Linked DNA regions of Homo sapiens: region 1 is linked to region 2. Evidence: chromatin loops called from intact Hi-C (ENCODE). Cell type or tissue: Caco-2. All regions are shown on one strand. Links, peaks and the distances in the headings refer to the core of each region. The heading gives the core; the rest is flanking DNA. Region 1 has its middle 54 kb from the start of CYP2C18. Region 2 holds the start of CYP2C18 (cytochrome P450 family 2 subfamily C member 18).

What was found. Peaks named below come from ENCODE experiments on the same cell type or tissue, not always from the same donor. Only the 100,000 strongest peaks of a DNase experiment are listed, where the experiment ranks them.
Region 1: it touches region 2 in a loop (3-fold over the local background); 2 of 110 quality-filtered maps call a loop at or near these places.

Annotation. Positions count from the first base shown.
Region 1 is chr10:94,624,976-94,635,252 of GRCh38, forward strand. No RefSeq gene overlaps it. Among named protein-coding and RNA genes, the nearest start is that of CYP2C18, 54 kb to the right of the region's middle. RefSeq lists an enhancer at 1,396-1,897. In Caco-2, for the core only: a CTCF peak has its summit at 5,255 (motif pointing right); DNase peaks (open chromatin) are centred at 2,726 and 2,986.
Region 2 is chr10:94,677,288-94,687,184 of GRCh38, forward strand. It overlaps CYP2C18 (cytochrome P450 family 2 subfamily C member 18), which reads left to right and starts at 6,442. Exons shown (of 9, transcript NM_000772.3): 1 at 6,442-6,700. The coding sequence starts at 6,533. In Caco-2, for the core only: no CTCF peak of the experiment used is centred there; no DNase peak of the experiment used is centred there.

The DNA.
Region 1 (10,277 bases), core at 1,050-9,049, 53 kb before region 2:
GGGGCTGGAGTCCACATCACTCACCCTAGGTACTCCACCTCCCTGTCTGCATGCTCCCCCACCTGTCAAGGATTTGAGCACCAAACAGGTGAGCCACACCCCTGTTGCACGTCCTGAGAGGGGGGTCAAGGAACTCTCCTATTTCATTTGGACCCCTCCACAACTCCACCCGATGCATCTCTTCCTTTGGCTGGTTACTGAGAATATACAAGCTTTCAGTACTATGAATCTTGCAAGCAAGTTATTGAATCTGAGGGTGATTTTGGGAAACTCAAAACTTATAGTTGGTGTCAGAAGGCTTGCAGTCTGGAGAATTGTGCCCTCACTTTTTAGTTAGTCTAACTCCAAGTATGCTGCTATATCATATAGTAGGAAGAACCTGTCTGTGGGTCTTATTTGTATCTTTGCCTGGAAGTTGATTGTCAAAGATTCAGTTGGAGATGGGGGAGGCTGACAAGAAGATACTCACAGGAAGGTTATCACACAACTATCTATGATAATAGGGCTTGTACCTGTAGTCTTTGACACTTAGAACAGTCTCCCTCTTAACAAGACATGCTATATTTTTTTCTGCTTGCCCAGCTTTTGTCATCATGAAGTTACACATATTTTCCACCTGTCCTCAAATTGGAATTATGGTCAGAGGACTTTGAAGGTGTATTTGAACCACAACAGTGATAGTAGAGCATCATGCATAAACAAATAAATTTAGTAGTCCAGTTATTTTATTTTATTTTATTGAGCCTGGGTTTTGCTCTGTTGCCCAGGCTGGAGTACAGTGGCATGATCATAGCCTACTGCAGTCTCAACCTCCTGGGCTCAAGTGATCCTTCCCAAGTAGCTGGGACCACAGGCATGTGCCACTATGCCCAACTAGATTTTTTTTTCTTTTTAAGACAAAGTCTTGCTCTGTCACCCAGGCTGGAGTGCAGTGGCACCATCTTGGCACACTGAAACCTCCACTTCCTGGGCAAGTGATCCTCCACCTCAGCCTCCCGAGTAGCTGGGACTATAGGTGTGTGCCACTACACCCAGCTATATTTTTTAAAGTATTTTTTGTAAAGAGGGGGTTTTTCCATGTTGCCCAAGTTGGTCTTAAATTCCTGGGCTTAAGTGATCTGCCTACCTTGGCCTCCCAAAGTGTTAAGATTACAGGAGTGAGCCCCCACACCTTGCCAAACTCTTATTTTTTAAAGAAATCTCTTTTCTCATATCTGATGTTTTGAAATTTAGGTTGGTTGTATTTTGTTGGCAATTTATTTCCATATACTTAGTCTTCTAGAAGTTTCTCAATTTTATGGTCTGTTATTATTCACCTCCTGGATTTTCGATGCTGCCATAGATTAATTTTTATATTTATTTTGTCATTTAAAAGAAGATATTGGGAGGGAGAAGAAGTAAACAAGGGCATTCAGTCAGCTATCTTGATCTCAAAAACATATTTATAAATCAGAATAAAAGTCATTTTTTGACTAAGAAGTTGGAACAAGAATAAAATAAGCAAAATGCCCTAGTAATTATGGAATGTACTAGTTAGCCACTGCCAGGTACAAAACCACCCTCAAAGCTCAGTGGCTTAAAATGCTTATTATTTCTGAGTTTGTGAGTTGGCTGTGGTCAGCTGGTCTAGGCAGGGCTTGAATGATTGGCTCAGCTGGCCTTGGTTAGACTCACATCTGTGGCCAGCTGGTATTCAGTTGATTTAGACTCAATGGGGTTGAGGAGACTGCTGAGAAGGTTTTCTCATCCTTCTGCCACTAAAGAGCTAGCTCAGACACGATCTTCTCATAACAAAGGCAGAGACGCAAAAGTAAGTGAAATTGAATAAGTACTTTTCAAGCCTCTACTTGCATCCCAGCTAATTTCCCATGGCTAAAGAAAGTCACAGGGGCAAGCCCAGAATCATGGTGGGAGGACACTGCAAAGTTACATGGCAAAGTTTATGGGTACAGAGAGAAGTGAGGTGTTTATGCAAACTTCCCTCCAGAATTGTGATTCTCAAATGCAAGGAAATATAAAACCAGTTGGAGATATTTGAAATGGTCTTTGGAAGCAATGTGCATTATTTTGTTAACCCAACCTATTCTTTAATGCTTAATTTAAATATCACCTTTTTCATTAATGTTTCATGATTCTCATAATGGTTAGTATTTTCATCCTTTTCAGATTTGTCACTGAGATATGAAGCAGCATTTTGAATCACATGCAGTTATAATCATCCAAAGGGCAGTAGTTTTGTTTTGTTCTGTTTTCCTCAGCATTTTGTGAGTTATGCTGTTTTTTTTTTGTTTTTGTTTGTTTTTTTTGTCAGAGGCAAGCTTGTAGACAACAAGAAAAACATACTATAGTGATAGTCTAATGATAATTGCTACCATGTATGCATAGTGTATTGAGCTACTCTGTGTACTGTTCAAAGCACATTACTTACGCTAAATCTTTTTAATACAAATTGTTATGAGGTCTTCTGTTAAGCAAAACTTCATGTGAGAGTTCAAGTTAAACAACCAATATGCTTTTCTGCTTCAAAAATTAATGTCTATTAAATAACAGCATAAGTCATTGAACTCTTTTCTAATAGCTGCTTTTATTTTTATGTTAAGGGAATGATATGTAAACCAGAAATAAATTCTAAGTCCCCCCAACCATCTGAATGGACTTCCTTTTCAGCCAGGGCACTCTTAAAACTTAACCTGAAAGACTGGTTCAGGCCATGACGGGAAGTGGGGGTAGGACATGCCTCATTATACCTGTCCAGCATTAACATCAGCACAGACTTTAAGTCTGATAAGAAACATTTTACAACCTATTCCCTTTACTACCTGAAGGCTTCCTTTGCAAATAAGAATTTTGGTCTCCACAATCCTTTATCTTAACCCAGACATTCCTTTCTATTGATCTCAGGTCTTCAGATAAACTCAACCAATTGTCAACCAGAACATTTTTAAATCTACCTATAAGCTGGAAGCTCTGCCCCACTGCCCCCACCACTTTGAGTTGTCCTGCCTTTCTGGACCAAACCAATGTATTTCTTGAAAGTATTTGATTAAAGTCCTATGTCTCCCTAAAATATATAAAACCAAGCTGCACCCTGAACACCTTGGGAACATGTTCTTAGGACATCCTGATGGCTGTCTCACGGGGGCATGTCCCTCATATTTGGCTCAGAATTAATCTCTTCAAATAATTTACAGAGTTTGACTCTTTTCATCACCAGATATGATAAAGATTGTGCCATCTTTTGCCAGATTTTCACTGTTATTAGTTACTGCTTGGTTTTTACTTTGTTCTCTGCAACTTTGTTTTTAGATCTTTTTGCTTTAAAAGAAAATTACCTTGGAGCAATTTTTAGCTGAATAACCTATTAACTGCCTGTTTAGGCCTCCAGCTAAGGCAGTATTCTCCACCAACTGCCCCCACCCCCGCCCCATGCCCAGCACTAATAATCTCATCATTACTGTGCCTGCAAGAATCTCACTTGGGCCTGGATGGGTTTGGACCAAGGCCCAGTTAAATGGCTTCACTGGTGAGCTTGGCTTCTGAGGTGTCCTTCAGACCTTTTGTTTTCCACTGAACAATGAAGGTAAAAATTTTGTTAGTGACTTCAGTCTCTCTCTGCAGCCAGTATAAAAATTTAACTCCAAACATTGAATTATAATGTTTCATTTGGGAACAACCCTTATTTTGGAATTAGCTAACTCAAATGATTTCCTGTTACTGATAGTAGTGGTTCAATTATATACAAACATTTTATTTATTCATTATAACCGTCTCATTTATTTATTTATTTTCTTCAACTTTTAAGTTCCAGGATACATGTACAGGATGTGCAGGTTTGTTACATAGGTAAATGTGTGCTATGGTGATTTGCTACACAGAGCAATCCATCACCTAGGTATTAAGCCCAGCATCCATTAGCTATTCTTCCTAATGCTCCCCTTGCCCCCAACAGGCCCCAGTGTGTGTTGTTATCCCCGTGTGTCTATGTGTTCTCATTGTTCAGCTCCCACTTATAAGTGAGAACATGAGGTGTTTGGTTTTCTGTTCCTGTGTTATTCTGCTGAAGATAACAGCTTCCAGCTTCATCCATGTTCCTGCAGAGGACATGACCTCATTTCTTTCTATGGCTGCATAGTATTCCATGATGTATAGGTACCACATTTTCTTTATCCGATCTATCATTGATGGGCATTTGGGTTGATTCCATGTCTTTGCTATTGTGAAATGTGCTGCAATGAGCATACATGCGTGTGTATCTTTATAGTAGAATGATTTATATTCCTCTGGGTATATACCCAGTAATGGGATTGCTGGGTCAAATATTATTTCTGCTTCTAGATCTTTGAGGAATCACCAGACTGTCTTCCACAATGGTTGAACTAATTTACACTCCCACCAACAGTGTAAAAGTGTTCTTTTTTCTCTGCAACCTCACCAGCATCTGTTGTTTTTTGACTTTTTAGTAACTGCCATTCTGACTGGTGTGAGGTGCTATCTCATTGTGGTTTTGATATGCATTTCTCTAATGATCGGTGATGCTGAGCTTTTTTTCATATGTTTGTTGGCCACATGAATGTCTTCTTTTGAGAAGTGTCTGTTCATGTCCTTTGCCCACTTTTTAATGGGGTTGTTTATTTTTTTCTTGTAAATTTGTTTAAATCTTTTGTAGACTCTGGATATTAGACTTATGTTAGATGGATAGATAGCAAAATTTTCTCCCATTCTGTAGGTTGTCTGTTCACTCTGATGATAGTTTCTTTTGCTGTGCAGAAGCTCCTTAATTTAGTTAGGTCCCATTTGTCAGTTTTTGTCTTTGTTGAAATTGCTTTTGGTATTTTCTTCATAAAGTATTTGCCTGTGCCAATGACCTAGATTTTCTTCTAGAATTTTTATAGTTTTGGGTTTTACATTTAAATCTTTAAGTGATCTTCAGTTAATTTTTGTGTAAAGTGTAAGAAAGGGGTCCAGTTTCAATTTTCTGCATATGATTAGCCAGTTGTCCCAGTACCATTTATTAGTGAATCCTGTCTCCATTGCTTGTTTTTGTCAGGTTCGTCGAAGATCAGATCATAACTATCTCATTTAATAGGCAACACTTTTCTTTCCCTCAAGTAAGTTGACATGAAATCATAGGAGGTCCTCTACTTGCAAGCTGGAGAACAATCTCAAAATTTAGTAATACTGTATCCTGAAAACAGTTATATGTGGCAATATACTAAATTACCACGAGGTGGCATAATTTCCTCATTAAAACTGACTTTCAGGGTTCTAAATTGGATTTCCTCTAGTCTTTTGACTTTACAGGGCAAGATTTCAATTTTATTTATTTTGTTACTCCTGTGGAAAAGAGAAAGAACAACAATTTACTAACTTCTGTACCTGTAACAGCAAGGGAAAATATTAAATTCTTCTATTACATATACATTTTAAATTTTATATATTTAAGGTGTACAACATAATGTTTTCATATACATGTTCATAGTGAAATGATTTCCGCCAAGCAAATTAACAGATTCATCTCACATGGTTACTTTTTTTTTGGACAAGGTCTAGCTCTGTCTCAGGCTGGAGTGCAGTGGCCTGATCATGGTTCATGGCAACTTCTTATCTCCTGGGCTCAAGTGATCCTCCCACCTCAGCCTACCAAGTAGTTAGAACTACAAGCATGTCTATGCTTGCTATTTTTTTAAAATTTATTTTTTGTACAGATGAGGGTCTCACTAGGTTGCCAGGCTGGTCTCGAACTCATGGACTCAAGCAATCCTCCTGCCTCAGCCTCCCAAAGTACTGGAATTAGAGGAGTGAACCACTACACCTAGCCAGTTACATTTGTTTGTATGTGGTAAAGTACCTAAAAGCTACTCTTTTTGCTAATTTCTGGTATACAATACAATATGTATTATTAACTGTATTCCTCATGCTGTGCTTTATATCTCTAGGGCTATTTATCTTACATAACTGAAATTCTGTACTTTTTGACCTCCATTTCTCCATCTCCCTCTCGCTCACCTTTGGCAGCCACCTTTCTACTATTTCTATGTATTCGAGTTTTTTTTTTTTAAGTTTCCATGTATAAGTGAAATCGTGCAGTATTTTCTATCTGTGTCTGATTTATTTCATTCACTATTCACTTAGCATAATGTCCTCTAGGTTTATCCATGTTGTGGCAAATGGCAGGATTTCCTTCTTTTTAAATAATTTGTTTTTATTATGTATTATTTTTAATTGTATTATTTTAGTATATTTTTATTTACAAATATATATTATGTTGATATTATAAACATAATATATAGTAAATATATATTTATGATATATATAATAGAATAATGTATATAAGAAAATATATAATATATAAATATATTTATTCATACATAAATATTTATATTTAGTATATTAGTATTATTATTTTTTATGAATTTCCTTCTTTGTTAAGGTTGAATAATATACATCCATATTGTGGCTATTGTGATTAATGCTGTGATGAGCATGGGTGCACTTTGGCTCTGTGTCCCCACCCAAATCTCATGTCAAATTGTAATCTCCAGTGTTGGAGGAGGGGCCTGGTGGGTGGTGATTAAATCATGGAGGCTGACTTCGCCCTTGCTGTTCTTATTTGGTGAGTGAGTTCTCATGAGATCTCATTGTCGTAAAAGTGTGGAGCACCTCCCCCATCTCTTTTTCTGTCTCCTGCTCCACAGTGTGAAGATGTGCTTGCTTCCCCTTCTGCTGTGATTGTGTTTCCTGAGGCCTCCCAGCCAAGCTTCCTGTACAGCCTGCGGAACTATGAGTTAACTTAACCTCTTTTCTTCATAAATTACCCAGTCTCAGGTAGTTCTTTTTTTTTTTTTTTTTTTTTTTGAGATAGAGTCTCACTGTGTCACCCAGGCTGGAATGCAGTGGTGCAATCTCGGCTCACTGCAACCTCTGACTACCAGGTTCAAGTGATTCTCCTGCCTCAGCCTCCCAAGTAGCTGGGACTACCAGTGCCCGCCACCATGCCTGGCTAATTTTTGTATTTTTAGTAGAGATGAGGTTTCACTATGTTGGCCCTGGTGGTCTTGAACTCCTGACCTTGTAATACGCCTGCCTCGGCCTCCCAAAGTGCTGGGATTACAGGCGTGAGCCACCACACCTGGCCTCAGGTAGTTCTTTATGGCAATGTGAGGACAGACTAACATAGAAAATTGATACCAGAGAAGTGGGGCATTGCTACAAAGATACCTGAAAATGTGGAAGCAGCTTCAGAAGTGGGTAATGAACAGAATTTGGAACAGTTTGGCAGGCTTAGAAGAAGGCAGGAAGATGAAGGAAAGTTTGGACCATTCTAGAGACTTGTTGAATGGTTGTGACCAAAATGCTGATAGTGATATGGAAAATGAAGTTCAGGCTGAGGAGGTCTCAGCTGGAGATGAGGAACTTATTAGGAGCTGGAGATAAGAAGATTCTAAGCAGGAAAGCATTCAAGAAGGGACCTGGCTGCTTCTAACAGCATACACTCATATGCATGCCCAAAGAGATTATCTGAAACTGGAATATATATATATGTGTGTGTATATATATGTGTGTGTGTGTGTGTATATGTGTGTGTCTGTGTGTGTGTATATATGACACACACATATACACACACACACACACACATATATATATACATATATATATTTTTTGAGATGGAGTCTCTCTCTGTCAACCAGGCTGGAGTGCAGTGGTGCCATCTTGGCTCACTGCAACCTCCACCTCCCTGGTTCAAACAATTCCCCTGCCTCAGCCTCCTGAGTAGCTGGGATTACAGGTGTAGGCCACCACTTCTGGCTTATTTTTTTTATAATTTTAGTAGAGACAGGGTTTCACCATGTTGGCCAGACTGTTCTCAAACTCCTGACCTTAGGCAATCTGCCCACCTTGGCCTCCCATTGTGCTGGGCTTATAGGTGTGAGCCACCACACCCAGACTGGAACTCATATTTAAAAAGGAAGCAGAGCATAGATGTTCGGAAAATTTGCAGCCTGATCATATGGTAGAAATTTCTGGGGAGGAATTCAAGCCTGTTGCAGAAACTTGCATAAGTAAAGAGGAGCCAAATGATAATAGCCAAGACAATGGGGAAAATGCCTCCAAGGCATTTCAGAGACCTTCACAGCAGCCCCTCCCATTACAGGCCTAGAGGTCTAGGAGGGAAAAATGATTTTGTAGACCAGGGCTTCACTGCTCTGTGCAGCTTTGGGACATCTCAGGACAGTGCCATGCATCTTGGTGACTCCAGCTCCAGCTGTGGCTAAAAGGGGCCAAAGTACAGCTCAGGCCATTGCTTCAGAGGGTGCAAGTCCCAAACCTTGGCAGCCTCCATGTGGTGTTAAGTCTGTGGGTTGGCTGAGGGCAAGAATTGAAGCTTGGGAGCCTCTGCCTGGATTTCAGAGGATGTATGGAAATGCCTGGATTTCCAGGCAGAAGTCTGCTGCAGGGGTGGAGTCTTCATGGGGAACCTCTACTAGGGAAGGGTGGAGGGGAAATGTGGGGTTGGAGCCTTCACAAAGAGTTTCCACTGGGGCTGCCTAGTGGAGCTGTGAGAAAAGGGCCTCTGTTCTCCAGACCCCAGAATGGTAGATCCACTGACAGCTTGCCCCATGCACCTGGAAAAGCTGCAGGCACTCAGTGCCAGCCATGAAAGCAGCCAAGGGGGCTGTACCATGCAAAGCTACAGAGGCAGAGCTGCCTAGGGCCTTGGGAGCCCACCCCCTGTGTCAGTGTGGCCTGGATGTGAGACATGGAGTCAAAGGAGATTATTTTGGAGCTTTAAGATTTAATGACTGCCCTGCTGGGTTTTGGACTTGCATGGGACCTGTAGCCCCTTTGTTTTGGCTGATTTCTCCCTTTTGGAATGGGAGCATTTATCCAGTGCCTGTATCCCCATTATGTCTTGGAAGTAACTAATTTGTTTTTGATTTTACAGGCTCATAGGTGGAAGGGACTTGCCTTGTCTCAGATGATGCTTTGGACTTGGACCTTTGAGTTAATGCTGGAATGAGTTAACATTTTGGGGGACTGTTGGGAAGGCATGATTGTGTTTTGAAATGTGAGAAGGACATGAGATTTGGGAGGGGCTAGAGGCAGAATGAAATTATTTGGCTCTGTGGCCCCACCCAAATCTCATGTTGAATTGTAATCTACAGTGTTGCAGGAGGGGTCTGGTGGGAGGTGATTGAATCTTGGGGGCAGCCTTACTGCATGCTGTTCTCATGATAGTGAGTGAGTTCTCATGAGATCTGGTTGTTGCAAAAGTGTGTAGCACTTCCTCCAGCTGTTGCTTTATCTCCTGCTCTACCATGTGAAAATGTGCCTGCTTCCCCTTCCACCATGATTGTAAGTTTTCTTATTTATTTATTTATTTATTATACTTTAAGTTCTAAGGTACATGTGCACAACATGCAGGTTTGTTACATAGGTATACATATGCCATGTTGGTTTGCTGCACCCATTAACTTGTCATTTACATTAAGGTATTTCTCCTAATGCTATCCTTCCCCCTGCTTTCCATGCCAAGACAGGCCCAAGGATGTGATGTTTCCCACCCTATGTCCAAGTGTTCTCATTGTTCAATTCCCACCTATGAGTGAGAACATGCAGTGTTTGGTTTTCTGTCCTTGTGATAGTTTGCTCAGAATGATAGTTTCCAGCTTCATCCATGTCCTTGCAAAGGACATGAACTCATCCTTTTTTATGGCTGCATAGTATTCTATGGTGTATATGTACCACATTATCTTAATCCAGTCTATCATTGATGGACATGTGGGTTGATTCCAAGTCTTTGCTATTGTGATTAGAGCTGCAATAAACATACGTGTGCATGTGTCTTTATAGAAGCAAGATTTATAATCCTTTGGGTATATACCCAGTAATGGGATTGCTGGGTCAAATGATATTTCTAGCTCTAGATCCTTGAGGAATCGCCACACTGTCTTCCACAATGATTGAACTAGTTTACAGTCCCACCAACAGTATAAAAGTGTTCCTATTTCTCCACATCCTCTCCAGCATCTGTTGTTTCCTGACTTTTTAATGATCGCCATTCTAACTGGTGTGAGATGGCATCTCATTGTGGTTTTGATTTGCATTTCTCTAATGACCAGTGATGATGAGCATTTTTTCATGTGTCTGTTGGCTGCATAAATGTCTTCTTTTGAGAAGTGTCTGTTCATATCCTTTGCCCACTTTTGATGAGGTTGTTTGATTTTTTCTTGTAAATTTGTTTAAGTTCTTCGTAGATTTTGGATATTAGCCCTTTG
Region 2 (9,897 bases), core at 1,898-9,897:
GCTTCCAGGGTCCAAGTGATTCTCATGCCTCAGACTCCCAAGGAGCTGGAATTACAGGCACGTGCCACCATGCCTGGCTAATTTTTTGTATTTTAGTAGATATGGGGTCTCGCCAAGTTGCCCAGGCTGGTCTTGAACTGTTGGACTCAAGCAATCCACCTGCCTTGGCCTCCCAAAGTGCTGAGATTACAGATGTGAGCCACCTCACGCAGCCTCAGGTATTTCTTTATAGCAATGCAAGAACTGCCTACTTCTATGTTGCATCCACATACAGGTAGGAAACCTGAGACTCTGTGGTGGTCAAACAGTCTGCAGTTTCTACAGTCTCATTACAAACTTTGATCTGGCTGACACCAAGGATCTGTGACACAGTTCTGCTGAGAAGTCTGACAGCTGCTTTGCTGAAAATGTTTGTGGCTCTGGACCAGGCTCAGAATCAGTACAACCTCATCTGTCATTTGTAGTGTAAGAAGGGTCTGAGCCTCAGACCCAGGACTTGTTGCCTGAATTCCTCAGCTGTGCTTTTTTCTCCCACACCTTTCCACATGCCAACCCTGGGGATCTGCTTAACTCTGTTTTTGCCCCCTGTGGCTGCTGAGCAGAACTACCTCTGTACTTTGTCCTCAAGCAGCAAAGTCCCACACCCAAGCTTTTGTGGAAGATGCCAATGATAACATTAGCAGGTGAAGCCCAAAGACAGCATTTTGGCAAGGAGGTGATATTGGGATAGGATAATTTTTCTTATGAAGTGTTTGAGGGCCCCAGTGGCCATCAGGTCTCCTGATGAGTTGGAATAGAGGCAAAGAGTCACAAATCTAAGTCTTCCTCCCTCTTTAGTGAGAATCCACAGTAGGTGCTTGTAATCCCAGCTGAGGCAGGAGGATTGCTTGAACCCAGGAGGCAGAGGTTGCAATGAGCCAAGATCTCACCACTGCATTCCAGCCTGGGTGACAGAGTGAGACTCTGTCTCAAAAAAAAAAAAAAAAAAAAAAAAAAAAAAAAAAAGGAAAAGATGAGCCTGGAATATCTTGCTGTGCCAGGAAGTAAGGAATTGCTTAAGGATTGAGGGGGACATGACAAAAGGACACAGAATCCAGTCATTAGAAGATAATTTGAGCACCAAAGTAAATAATGTTATAATGGATTATAACCCATTGAACACAACTGAATTCGTGATTCCGTAATGATATAAATAAATACATGAATACATTAAAAACTTGATGAGGAATATATAGTTATGTAGTATCAAGAATCTGCCCACAAAGTATTTCTTTTTTTTTTGAGATGAAGTCTCGCTCTTGTCACCCAGGCTGGAGTGCAATGGTGCGATCTTGGCTCAAAAATCAAAGTAAACATCAACCATCATGGAACAGATTGAAATTATTTGTCACCAGATATGATGCAATGAGAAGTCAAAGCATCATCTGTGATATTCCTGCCAAATCTGCATAGTCAGGATCTGATTATGAAGAAACATCAGATAATCCCAAATTGAGAGAAATTTTTAAAACTCCAAACCTATGCTTTTCAAAAGTGACAAGGTCAAGGAGGTTGAGGAAAGACTGAGGAACTGTGTCAGGCTGTGGTTGACTAAGGAGACATGACAACTAGTTGCAAAATGTGATTCAGGATTCTAAACTGGATTCTGAAATGAATACAATGAATATCATTGGGACTTATTGAGGAAACACTAATGGAAATGAGGATTAGATGGCCCTAATGCATCAATGTTAATTTCCTGAATTTTAAAGTTATATTTTGGTTATATAGTCAAATTGCCTTGCTTATAAGAGCTATATACTAAAATATTTCAGGTTTAGAACTTCAGGTCCAAAATTACTCTCAAATGTTCAAAATAGAGAAAATTCTCTGTTTGTACCTCCAACTTTTTATTACATTTATAGTTATTAAAATTATATAAATATAAAATACATATGCATTTGTGTATATATGTGTATATATAGATATGCATATATATAGATATGCATATATGTAGATAAGTGATACACATAAAACCAATAATGGACTCATATCTAATCTATGCAAGCCCTTCACAAAAGATTTGATATTGCCAAAGGACATTTGAAAAAGCACCCGGCATCATGAACCTTCACTGAAATGCAAATTAAAACTACAATAAGATATTATTACACACACATCAAAATGGTTAAAATGAAAAAAGACAATATGCTAAGGGTTGGCAAGAAAGAGAAGCAGCTGGCACTCTCAGTACAATTGTAAATTTATTAAACCATTTGGATAATTCTTTGGCAGTCATTAATAAAACTGAACACATGCACATGCAGCAATTATGCTCATAGTTATAGCAACAGAAATCCTTATATTGGGATAACAATGTATTAGAGTAATAACAGCATTATTCACAATAGCCACAAACTAGAATCAACTCAAAAGTCCTTAACAATACAATGAAAAGATAAATTTTGGAATTGTTATAAAATAAAACACTCTAAACTAACTTACGTACTGCTATTTGTGACAACATGAATGAATCTCACAAACACAAAATTAAGTGAAAATACTAGATACTTAAAAATACATAATGTGATTCCATTTATATTACATTTGTATGCCTCACAAACAGGCAAAACTAACCTATGGCATAATACTGGAGTTATCTAGTCGGGGAGGAAGGTAGGAGGAGACATAAAGGGACTTCTGGGGTCCTGGCAAAATTATTTTTCTTGACCTGTGTGTTGATTACACAGATATGTTCAATTCATGATAATTCATTGAGCTATATACATTTAGGATGTTTCCAACATTCTCTTTGTATACTACACTCCAGTGAAAAGGTTTATTTAAAACGAAGCAGTTTGCATTCACAATTTCACCCAAGCTGAGGTTTGCATTACTCTCTCACTGTGGAGGGCTTCAGCCAGGTGCCCTCCTGACCATCCATTTGGGCAATGATAGGAAATCTCTGCAATGTGAGAATCACTGAACTGGGAATTAAAACCTGGATTCTTAAAAAATAAAGATTATGTACTAATGCACTAGCGACCGTTCACCTCACTTATTCACCAATTCCTTATTTCTAATAATAAAGTAGGGATTAGGCTGGTGGATCTCTGAGATCTCTTGTCTCTAATTATCTATGTTTCTTTCATTCTTTGAAAGGACCAGGCAGAAGTCTCAACAGAAAGGAGGAACAGAGACCCATTTTTCAAGAAATAAAGTGATTGTTTTAAAGAAAGGCATTGAGATCATTTTATCTAAAAGAAGGTAGTGCACTTCTTTTAGAGTTCAGAGCTATGTGAGCCAAGCAGTAAAATAACTATTTTTCTTTGTCTCAGATAAATTATTCACCAAAACCTCGACTGACTCAAATTCTAAAGGTTACAAAACCACACCCTAATTGTAATCAACCTATGTTGCAACTGTTGAGTTGGTTAATGTGTATTTGAAAGTCACTGATTATCCTGAGTAGTGAAATATTGCCTCATAGTACATGGTAAGTAAATGTTGGTGACTCTAGTTGAACTGAATTTCTTGCTTGGAGGGAATGATGTCAGAGTTAGGAGATAGGTTTCCAGCCTCAGCCCTATCATTTTCAGCCTCTGTGTCCTTGAACAAAATACTGAATCTCCAAGGCCCAGCTTCCTTACCTCTAAAGTGGAAATAATTTTACCACAGGCAAGGGTAATTGAGAGAATCAAAAGAGTTATGATGGGTATAAAAATTCTCTGTGAATTGTCAGAATCCCTGTAAACATGTTTGATAAAACATTGTCCATATGGGATTTGACAAAACTTAATTTTTCCTTACTGCAGTTAGAAATAACTGCACTAATCCAGTATTATTTCCAATAGCCAGGATGTAGAAACAATCTAAGTGTTCATTCACAAATAAATGGATGAAGAAATTGTGTTTTATATTTATATACACAATGAAATATTTTTTAAACTTTAAAAGGAGATACTGCCATTTGCAATGACATGGAATGAACCTGAAGGATATTATGCTAAGTGATATGAGCTAGATACAGAGGAAAAAAGATTGCATGATTTCACTTATATGAAGAATCTTTAAAAAGTCAAATACATAGAAACAGAGAGTAGAATGGTGGTTACCAAAAGTGGGAGCCAGAGGAAATGGAAAAAAGTGTGTCAAAGAGCCAAATTTGTGGTTAGATAGGATGAATAAGTCTAAAGATCTAATAAACAGCAAGAGGACTATAGTTAATATACTATACTGAAAATTTGCTAAAAGAGTAGATTTTAGGTGCTTATACCACAAAAAAGAAGTTAATTATAGAATTGATTAATATGTAAATTTGTTTAACCATAGTAATGATTCCACTGTTTATATGTCTACCAATGTTGTATACCTTAAATATATACAATGGAAATAAACAAATAACTGTACTAGTCATTTAGAATACCACAATGACATCTTTACAGAATATGCCTTTGTACAAGCATTGCCATTAGTGATCTAGAAATGTATGTATCATTTTAGTGATATATAGAGCCTCATGAGCGCTAAATGTCATCTCCAGTTCAGGTCTGCACAACTGTGTTTGTTCTGTGCCATGGGTCTGTTTAATGATTTCCCTACCTCCCATTCACCACTGAAGCACATGCCTGTTGTTCTGCCTATAATTCCCCTTCCTTGCTGTGCAATATTTCATTCCATTATTTCTGACACAGACCAAAAAAGCAATAGAAACAGCAGTGTCTGGAGGCAAGTGGGAGCTGGAGAAGCCATAGTTTCTGAGATCTTACCCACTTAATTCTCTGAGATTGGCTCTTTCCTCAGTTATACTGAGTAGGTTTCAGCTCTTCAGTGACAGAGAGGGGAGAAACCCTAGCTTTTATTTCTTCTCTTGAGAATGTACAACCCTGTTATTTTGTGAACAGTGTGGTGTAGATTCAGAGTGAGAAATGTTTTTAGGATTTATTTTATTTTGCTAAAACTGTTCTCAAGGCAGCTCTGGTGTAAGTGAGAATATACCACAGCGGGCGTCAGAAGATCTCAGTTCAAATCCCAGCCTGCCATTTATGAGCTGTGGGACACTGGACAGGTCATCTGTTCTCCTAGAGTCTCCCTTTCCCCATTTGGAAAATATGAAATAATATTCTCAGCCGTCCAGTGTTTTTCACGGGGTTTAATGGAAAAAGGTGTGTATGTTTACTTAGTTAATTGATAACCGGTTTAGCCATTTAAGATGAATGAGTTTGTTAGCTGCTTTATGTTTAGGCAGCTGTAATGTTAGTACTACATTAAAATATTTCAAAAGGATCTCATTTTCAAGGAAAATGATCTAGTGTTTGAGAAAGCATTATAGTGTTGCAGTCTTGCAGATCCTTAGCTCAGCTAGGTCCGAGTTGTCTTATGCAGGAAGAATTAGGCACACAGACACTGGAGAGTGAGTGGAGTAGAATTTATTAAGTGAAAGGAAAACTCTCAGCAAAGAGAGAGGCCCTGAAAGCAGGTTGCAGATTGCCACTTCACAGTTGAATACCAGGACTTTTATAGAAAAGCTGATGAGGCTGGGATACTTATTTGCATAAGGCGTGAATTCCTGGTGTTTCCACCCCTTCCTTCCATTGCGCGTGTGGGCTCTTAGTCTAAGCCACTCCATATTGATTTATTTCCCTTCCTGCGCATGTGTTAAAGGTAGGAATTTTTCACTGTGGGCATATTTAGGCAAGCTCCCTGTGCAAGTTCCCTTATCTGCACAAAACATCTAGTGTAAGTACTTGGGGTTTTTGTGGATTGGGCAATGACCTGGAAGGGTTGGAGGTTCTCTGGGGACCCTTCCCTTACTGCCTGCCTAATGCAAGCTGGCTAACTCCTCTCAATAGGATAAACATTATTTTATGTACAAGGAATATAATACACAGATTGCCCTCAAAGTCATATTTCCAACTGCTCATCAATCTAAAAATCCAAAATTTTGAATAATTTTTTGATGAAATAATTTATTTCATTGTTTCTCAATTTTGGCTGCACAGTGGAACCACCTGGGCTGTTTGAAAAAACCTAGGCCTAGCCAGGCACGGTGGCTCATGCCTGTAATCCCAGCACTTAGGGAGACCAGCCTGGCCAACATGGTGAAACCCTGTCTCTGCTAAAAATACAAAATCACCTGGGCGTAGTTGTGCATTCCTGTAATCCCAGCCACGCCAGAAGCTGAGGCAGAATCGTTCGAATCCAGGAAGTGGAGGCTGCAGTGAGTTGAGATCTTGCCATTGCACTCCAGCCTGGGCAACAAGAGCGAAACTCCATCTCAAGGAAAAACAACAACAACAACAACAAAATCCTGGGCTCTGCTTCAGACTAGTTAAACCAGAATCTCCAGGGTGGGGCACCGGAAAGAACAAGAAAAAAGAACACCTTATTTTTATCTTCTTCAGTGAGCCAATGTTCATTCAAAAGAGAGATTAAAGTGCTTTTTGCTGACTAGTCACAGTCAGAGTCAGAATCACAGGTGGATTAGTAGGGAGTGTTATAAAAGCCTTGAAGTGAAAGCCCGCAGTTGTCTTACTAAGAAGAGAAGCCTTCAATGGATCCAGCTGTGGCTCTGGTGCTCTGTCTCTCCTGTTTGTTTCTCCTTTCACTCTGGAGGCAGAGCTCTGGAAGAGGGAGGCTCCCGTCTGGCCCCACTCCTCTCCCGATTATTGGAAATATCCTGCAGTTAGATGTTAAGGACATGAGCAAATCCTTAACCAATGTAAGTATGCTTTATGTTCCTCCAGTAATGTACAAGGTGTATTTAACCTCACAATTCTTAAAGTTTTATTTCATTTTAAAGTGATAAATGATAATTGTATATATTAATGGGGTACAATATTACATTTTGATACATGTATAGATTGTGAATTGATCATATCAGGGTAATTAGCATATCCATCATCTCAAATATTTGTCATTTCTTTGTAGTGAGAACATTTAAAATCCTCTTTTTTAGCTGTTTTGAAATATACAGTACATTAATATTAATTATAGTCACCTTGCTGTCCAATAGAACACCCGAGCTTATTCCTCCTATCTAAGTGTAACTCTGTACCTGTTGACCAACGTATCCCCTTATTTGGCCCATCTCCACCTGCCAGCCTCTGGTAGCCACCATTCTAATCTCTACTTCTCTGAGTTTAACTTTTTAAGATTCCACATAGAAGTGAGATCATATATGATATTTGCCTCTCTCTGCCTGGCTTATTTAATTAATATGATGTTCTGTAGATTCATCCATGCCGTCATAAATAAGAATATTTTTTCCTCTTTAAAAGGCTGAATAGCATTTCATTGTACATATATGTCACATACAAAATCCATTAATTTATTGATGAACACTTAGGTTGTTTCCATATCTTGGCTATTGTCAATAGCACTGCAATAAACATGGAAGTACAGACATGTCTTCCACATACTGACTTCAATTCCTTTGGGTATATACTGGTAGTGGGATTGCTGGATCATCTGATAGTTCTATTTTTGTTTTTTTTAGGAACATCCATACTGTTTTCTCAAATCACAATGCTAATTTACATACCCAAGGTTCACTTTATTCCACATCTTTGTCAACACTTGTTATCTTTTTATCTTTTTGATAATAATAATATCTTATCTATGAGTTGTGATGAGTTATCTCATTGTGGTTTTAATTTGCATTTCTCTGATGATTAAATTTGTTGAGTATTTAAAAAATATATCTTGGCCATTTGTATGTCTTTTTTTGAAAAATGTCTACTCAAATCCTTTGCCCATTTAATTAATTAATTAATTAATTAATTAATAGAGACAGGGTTTTGCTCTGTTGTAGGATGGAGTGTAGTGATGGGATCATGGTCCCTGCAGCCTTGAGCTCCTGGGCTCAAGCCATCCTTCTACCTTAGACCCCCAAGTAGCTGGGGCTACAGGTGTATGCCACCATGCCTGGATAATTTTTTAATGCTTTGTAGAGATGTGGTCTCATTATGTTGTCCAGGCTGGTCTTGAACTCTTGGGCTCAAGCAATCCACCCACCTTTGTCTCTCAAAGTGCTGGAATTACAGACATGAGCCATTGCACTTGACCCCTTTGCTCGTTTTAAATAGAATTATTTATTTGTTATTGAGTAATTTGAGTTTCTAAGTATTTTGGGTGGTCAGAATCTCATTTGTCTAGTTTTGCTTTCATGGCCTGTACTTTTAGGATCATATCCAAGAAATCATTGCCTAGACCAATGTCATGGAGTTTTTCTATATGGTTTCTTTCAGTAGTTTTTAGTTTCAGGTCTTATGCTTAAGGCTTTAATTCATTTTGAGTTAATTCTTGTATAAGGGTGAGATTAGGATTCTCTTTTATTCTTTGCATATGAATATCCAGTTTTCCCAACACCTTTTGCTGAAGAGTGCTTTCCCCATTGTATGTTCTTGGCACCTTTGTCAAAAATCAATTGATTATAGATGTGTGGGCTTATTTCAGGGTTCTCTACGCTTTTCCTTTAATCAGTGTGTCTATTTTTATGCTAATGCTATGCAGTTTTGCTTACTATAGCTTTGTAACATATTTTGCAGTTCAGTGGTGTGATGCCTCCAGCTTTATTCTTTTTGATTAATTTGCTTTAGTTATTTGGGGTCTTTTGTGGTTCCATACAAATTTTAAGATTTTTTTTCTATTTCTGTGAAGAATGAGATTAAAATTTTGATAGGGATTGCACTGAATCTGTATATTGCTTTGGGTAATATGGACATTTTTCCACTATTAGTTTTTCCAATCCATGAACATGGGATATCTTTGCCTTTATTTGTGTCATCTTCAATTTCTTTCATCAATGATTTGTAGTTTTCAGTATATAGATCTTTCTCTTCCTTGATTAAATTTATTCATAAGTATTTTATTTTTTGATGCTACTATAAATTAATTGTTCTCTTAATTTCTTTTTTAGATATTTTGTTGCTAGTGTATAAAAATGCCACTGATTTTTGCATGTTGATTTTTTATCCTTCAAGTTTACTGAATTTGTTTATCAGTTCTAGCACTTTTGTACTGAAGTCTTTAGATTTTCTACATATAAGATTATTTCATCAGGAAACAGACAATTTCACTTCATCCTTTCCTACATGAATACATCCTTTCCTATACGAATATTCCTATATGAATATTTTCTGTCTTTAGTCTAATTGCTCTGACTAGGACTTCCAGTACTCTGTTGAACAGAAATGGTCAGAGGGGGCATTCTTCTCTTATTTCTGATCTTAGAGGAAAAGCTTTTAGCTTTTCACCATTAAATATGATGTTAGCTGTGGGCTTGCCACATATAACCGTTAATGTCACATAGAAACTTCTGTATTACTGGAGGCCAGTTATTAAAGGTTATATGTTATAGGAACATTCCTCAGCATTCCTCCTGTACCAGCAGAGGCTGATTATTAAAGTATGCTATTGTAAAGCAAATACTTCCTGTGGAGTATGTTTTTCTTTTTTGTCATTGTCAGAAATAGTGGAATAAAATAATGCATTTTGCCAGAAGAGAAACATTTCAAGTGGTAAGGTAGAATCAAAATGATAAAGGCCTGCTGCTTTCTTTGCTTCACAGTCATTTGCTATATTTTTTTGCCTGAAGGAAAATGGTAGTGGAAGTGTTTTGTGATTAAAGATTTTGAGAAGTCAGTCACTGTATATGCTATGTATTTTGCTTAGATTAGCCATGATCATTAAACGTCTTAAAAAAGCAAATCATGCCTGATGTCAAAGAAATATCTATGAGTTCATCATAAACATAAACGAATGAAAGAAAGAATTAATTAGTCAGGGCCATCTGGGTGGTAACAGAATATTTATGGCCTCTGTACAAAGCTGCTGTCTGTGACCTATGAGTGTATAGCATGGAAAACATTTTTCCTCTGTGAGATGCCACACATCCTGATACTATCTCTGTTGGAT